Regions from separate parts of the Homo sapiens genome. Here region 1 is linked to region 2. The links are chromatin loops, found by intact Hi-C in ENCODE. Cell type or tissue: transverse colon. All regions are shown on one strand. Links, peaks and the distances in the headings refer to the core of each region. The heading gives the core; the rest is flanking DNA.

What was found. Peaks named below come from ENCODE experiments on the same cell type or tissue, not always from the same donor. Only the 100,000 strongest peaks of a DNase experiment are listed, where the experiment ranks them.
Region 1: a loop joins it to region 2, with 5 times the contacts of the local background. A loop is called at or near these places in 4 of 110 quality-filtered maps.

The regions. Positions count from the first base shown.
Region 1 is chr1:178,116,215-178,119,026 of GRCh38, reverse strand. All of the region lies in intron 1 of RASAL2 (RAS protein activator like 2), which reads right to left. LOC105371630 (a long non-coding RNA gene) reads right to left here and starts at 698. Exons shown (of 3, transcript XR_922307.2): 1 at 1-698. In transverse colon, for the core only: no CTCF peak of the experiment used is centred there; no DNase peak of the experiment used is centred there.
Region 2 is chr1:178,066,005-178,068,816 of GRCh38, reverse strand. No RefSeq gene overlaps it. Among named protein-coding and RNA genes, the nearest start is that of RASAL2-AS1, 27 kb to the left of the region's middle. RefSeq lists an enhancer at 1,485-1,534. In transverse colon, for the core only: no CTCF peak of the experiment used is centred there; no DNase peak of the experiment used is centred there.

The sequences.
Region 1 (2,812 bases), core at 168-2,667, 50 kb before region 2:
GTGTGGTGGCGGGTGCCTGTAATCCCAGCTACTTGGGAGGCTGAGACAGAAGAACCACTTGAACCTGGGAGGCAGAGGTTGCAGTGAGCCAAGATCACACCACTGCACTGCAGCCTGGGCAACAAGAGCGAAACTCCATCTCAAAAAACAAACAAACAAAAAAAAAAAAACCTGCTCAATTGTGTGACATATTCAACCTGCTCAACAAACTCAATCTGTCATTTCGGGAGAGAATGACAACTGTGTTCAAGTCAGCAGATAAAGTGGCTGCATTCAAAGCCAAACTGGAACTATGAGGGCGATGAGTGAACATTGGGATTTCTGAAATGTTTCAAACATTAGCAGAGATTTTGAAAGAGACTAAGCCAGGGCCTTCCTTCTCCCAGCTGGTGCGTGATCACCTATCTCAGCTTTCAAAAGAGTTGAAGTATTACTTCCCAACCACAAAAGATCCCCAAACTGGAAAGGAATAGATCCACAACCCATTTGTGACTAAGCCAGGTGAACTGACTTTGTCCATGCTAGAATAGGATCAACTGCTTGAGATCGCAACACACTTTGTGTGTCACTGTCTCCCATCACCCCCAGATGAGACCATCTAGTTGCACGACAACGAGCTCAGGGCTTCCACTGATTCTACATTATGGTGAGTTGTATAATTATTTCATTATATATTACAATGTAATAATAATAGAAATAAAGTATACAATAAATGTAATGAGCTTGAATCGTCCCCACCCACCTCCTCCCCATCCGTGGAGGGGAGGTTTCTTCCATGAAACCAGTCCCTGGTGCCAAAAAGGTTGAGAACCACTGCTCTAAAACAAGTTAAAAGAAATATATATATATCTTTTTTTTTTTTTTAAACAGAGTCTCGTTCTTACTGCTCAGGCTGGAGTGCAATGGTGCAAGCTCAGCTACTGCAACCTCCACCTCCCGGGTTCAAGGGATTCTCCTGCCTCAACCTCCTAAGTAGCTGGGATTACAGAGGCCAGCCACCGTGCCCAGCTAATTTTTTGTATTTAGTCGAGACGGAGTTTCATCATGTTGGTCAGGCTGGTCTCGAACTCGTGACCTCAGGTGATCCACCCATCTTGGCCTCCCAAAGTGCTGGGATTACAGGTATGAGTCACCACGCCTGGCCAAGAATATTATTATATTCTATCTTAGTCTACTTGGGCTGCTATAACAAAATATCTTAGACTGCATAATTTACAAATAATAGAAATTTATTTCTCACATTTCTGGAGGCCTGGAAGTCTAAGATCAAGGCCCCATTAGATTCAGTGTCTGGTGAAGGTTCACTTTCTGCTTCATGGACAGTGCCTCTTGCTGCATTCTCACATGGCAGAAAAGTCCATACAGCTAGCTCCCTTGCACCCCTTTTATAAGGGCACTAATCCCATTCACAAGGATTAAGTCACCCTTGTGACTGAATCACCTCCTAAAGGCCCCACCTCTTAACACTATCACATTGGTGATTAACTTTCAACATATGAATTGGGGAGGACATCAGCATTCAGACCATAGCATATTCCACATCCTAATTGTGCTTTATTTATAAGATCACACTATTTCCTTCAAAGTACATTTTAAACATAAATAAATCTATTTCAAAATGCATCTTTACTAGTTACTTCAAAGACAAATTTAAAGTCTGTTTTAAACTAAAATATTAAAACATCATAAAATGCTTAAACAGAATGGTTAGAGTTGAGTTCATCTCAGAAACTGCACCTGATTGAGATGCTAGCCCCAAAAGCTACTCAGGTTAAATCATAAAAATTACTATTTACAACAGTATCAATTACTTTATTACTCAAATGCTTCCAGTTAACTCTAGTAGAGAAAGTATAAGGGAATATTTTGATTTTTGTAAACACAAAATAGCCTCATTCCAATGTCTTAATAAGTGTTCTTCAATATATGGCATAAATCTGTAAATTAAGAACAATACCTTTCTTACCCATCTAACAGGTCTGTTATGAAAACAGAATGAGATATATTATGTATGAATGTTTTAAGTAGTTATTGAGCCCTATAAAAGTGTTAGGCATTATTTAAGTCTATGTTTGGCTCTTCACTTTCAGACTGATAAATCAAAAATTACAAAAATTAGCAATCTAGGCCAGGTGTGGTGGGTAATCCCAGCACTTTGGGAGGCGGAGGCAGGCGGATCACGAGGTCAGGAGATCAAGGTCATCCTGGCTAACACGGTGAAACCCCGTCTCAACTAAAAATACAAAAAAATTAGCCAGGCGTGGTGGTGGGTGCATGTAATCCCAGTTACTCAGGAGGCTGAGGCAGGAGAATGGCGTGAACGCAGGAGGTGAAGATTGCAGTGAGCCGAGATCGTGCCACTGCACTCAAGCCTGGGCGACAGAGCAAGACTCCGTCTCAAAAAAAATAAAATAAAATAAAATAACAATCTATTAAGAAACTTTGAGCAAAGATTCATATTTAACTGAAGTAGTTCCTCCTTTAAAAAAAAAAAGTAATGTTTAATAATGGTTAATAACCTAAATAATGGAATCATAAGAAATCTTCCTACTATTATACTACTCTAGTGATTCTTCTTGTTTGTAGATACCTCAATGTGCATAAGAGTTCTGATTTACTGAACTAGGTATACTCTTTCATAGACTACCCACCTCCATAAGGCTATAGCATGTGTTCACTGAAGAAACCATTACTTTTAGTTGTGAACTATTAAAATGAGTAACGCTCCCTTTCAATGAGCAGTTTCTACTACAATAAAGAAAATAAAACATATATACCAATAAGAATACGACAAGTTAGATAATAAAAAAGC
Region 2 (2,812 bases), core at 63-2,562:
GCTTGGTTCTGATTAAGTCTGGACTTCTCTCCAGTGACTCAGACACACACACACATACACACACACACACACACACACACACACACACACACACACAATTCTCTCAGCTTCTTTCTTTTCTCTCCAGAAAGGAGGGAGTCTTTTCTACTCTTCAGGGACCGTCGGTTGTCTCAGAGACAATTCCTCCCTTGCTAATGGCTTAAAGTATATCCCCTGATATCCTTTTCTTAATTGGTTTAGGGGTTCTCAAATTAGGAAGACTCCTTTTGCTTTTTTTTTTTCTCACCAGTTTCACAACCTGCTCTGCCCCATTTTACTTCAAAGAATATACCACAAAGAACAGTTCCAGAAAGAGAATTAGTTAATAACTTAAAAGTTAATATATCAAAAAATATTATTACACCAAATATGTCATCTCCTTTAACAACCCTATGAGGTAAGTGTTCTTATCATGCCCATTTTACAGGTAAACAGTTACCTTGCTTTTGATCACATGGATGGTAGGTGGCCCAACCAGGATGACCACCCTCAGGGTGACCACCTCCAGAGTCTGTGCTTTTAACTATCAAGTAATTCTACCTCCGTATACTAGTTATACCGATGTAGTGACTATAGAATCTAAAGAAAAAATGATAGGCCGGGCGCGGTGACTCACGCCTGTAATTCCAGCACTTTGGGAGGCCGAGGCGAGCAGATCATGAGGTCAGGAGATCGAGACCATCCTGGCTAACACGGTGAAACCCCGTCTCTCTAAAAATACAAAAAATTAGCCAGGCGTGGTGGCATGACCTGTAGTCCCAGTTACTCGGGAGACTGAGGCAGGAAAATCACTTGAACCTGGGAGGCGGAGAGTGCAGTGAGCTGAGATCGCGCCACTGCACTCCAGCCTGAGTGACAGAGCAAGACTCTGTCTCAAAAAAAAAAAAAAAAAGTAAAGAAAGAAAGAAACGATGATGTTTGTGGAGTCTGCATATTTACTGTAAATATATCACTTATAATGAATCATTAATTAATATTAATTTCAAGAAATGTTTTTTAGGCTATGTCCCAACAAACAGCTGACATGTCTTCATATGTTTCAAACTTAGTTGTGGAGTAGGATAAAGTGCTTTCCCAGGCAAGATTCTAGGTCTCATACAAAGCAGGGAATTTGTCTGAAAGTCTATGTCACAGTGAAGGCAGTCCTCCTACTTTACTCTAGACCCAGCTGGGCCCCTTGTAACATGTTCCCTTTCTTTCTCCAAAGCAGCATTTTCCCGTCTTCTCCATTCTCCAGAAATCTTCAACCATCCCTCCCACCCACGAACATCAACCATGTCCCCATCATTCTAATGACTCAACACCCACTGAGAGGGGAAATACAAGCCAACCGACGATAACCACTTCAACTTCCCACCACATGCTAAAGCCTGGCCTCCCACCAGACTATGGAAGCATTCCTCTTTTCTGCAGCTAAGGCCCCTGCCTGTTCTTTGGATCTCAAACTCTTTACTTTCTCAGGAATCTTGCCCTATTGATTTCTCCCTCTCTCTTCCTTCTCCACCTTTCCCTCTCCTATGATATTATTTCAATATTTAAAATGCTCAAATCTTTGCTTAGTAAATGCAAAACAAACAAAAACCCTCCCATGGCCTCTGCTCTTTCTCTCTTCCCCTTTTCAGCCAGTTTTCAGAAACTGTCTACACTTGGCGTCACTACTTTCCTACCTCCCACTCACTCCTCACCCCCACCACATTTCAGCTTATGCCATCAACACTTCTCTCAATCTGCTATCACCAAGGGCACCGATAAACTCCCTTTGCAAAATCCCAGGGACACTGTTTACTCCATTTATTTCTTCACCTCTCAATGTTTGACACTACTGTTTACCATCTCTTGAGCTGCTCTCTTTGCTTGGCTGGATTTTCTTTCTACCTCTCTGGCTATGCTTTTTTTGTGTGCTTCTCTTCCACTGGCCATCTTTTCCCCTTGGTGTTCTGTACTGGGGCATCTTCATTTCTCAATCTACACACTTTCCCTGAGTGGGATTATCTATTCCTTTGGCCTAAATTACCATCTATTTGCCTGTGACTCCCCTATTTATAATTCTGGCCTAGATCTCCCTTGTGAGCTTACATACCTCAGATATGTACATACCTAAAATATGTACATATCGACGTACCTCCTGGACATTTCCACTTAGATATGGGGCCCCCAACCCCTGGGCCTTGGACTGGTACTGGTTTGTGGCCTGTTAGGAACTGGGGCGCACAGCAGGAGGTGAGCAGCACCATGAGCCCCTGTTACTGCCTGAGCTCCACCTTCTGTCAGATTAGTGAGGAAATTAGATTCTCATAGGAGTATCCACCCTATTGTGAACTGCGCATGCGAAGGCTGCACACTCTTTATGAGAATCTAACTAATGTGTGATGATGTGAGGTGGAACAGTTTCATCCGGAAACCATCCCTCCACCCCACCAACGAAACTGGTCCCTGGTGCCAAAAAAGTTGGGGATGTCCTATAGGCGCTTCAAACTCACTTGCTCCAAATTCACCTGCTTTTGCCTCCTAACCTGCTCTTTCTCTTGGGTTTCCATACAACCAGTTGCCTACGTCTAAAATGTGGGTGTCCTTCCTAAATTATTCTCCCTCATATGTGCCCCATTCCTTTTGGGTTTTTTTTGAAATAGGGTCTCTCTGTCACTTAGGGTGGAGTGCAGTGGCATAATCATGGCTCACTGCAGTCTTGACCTCCTGGGCTCACATGATCCTCCCACCTCAGCCTCCAGAGTACCTGGGACTATGAGTGTATGCCACTACCCCCAACTAATTT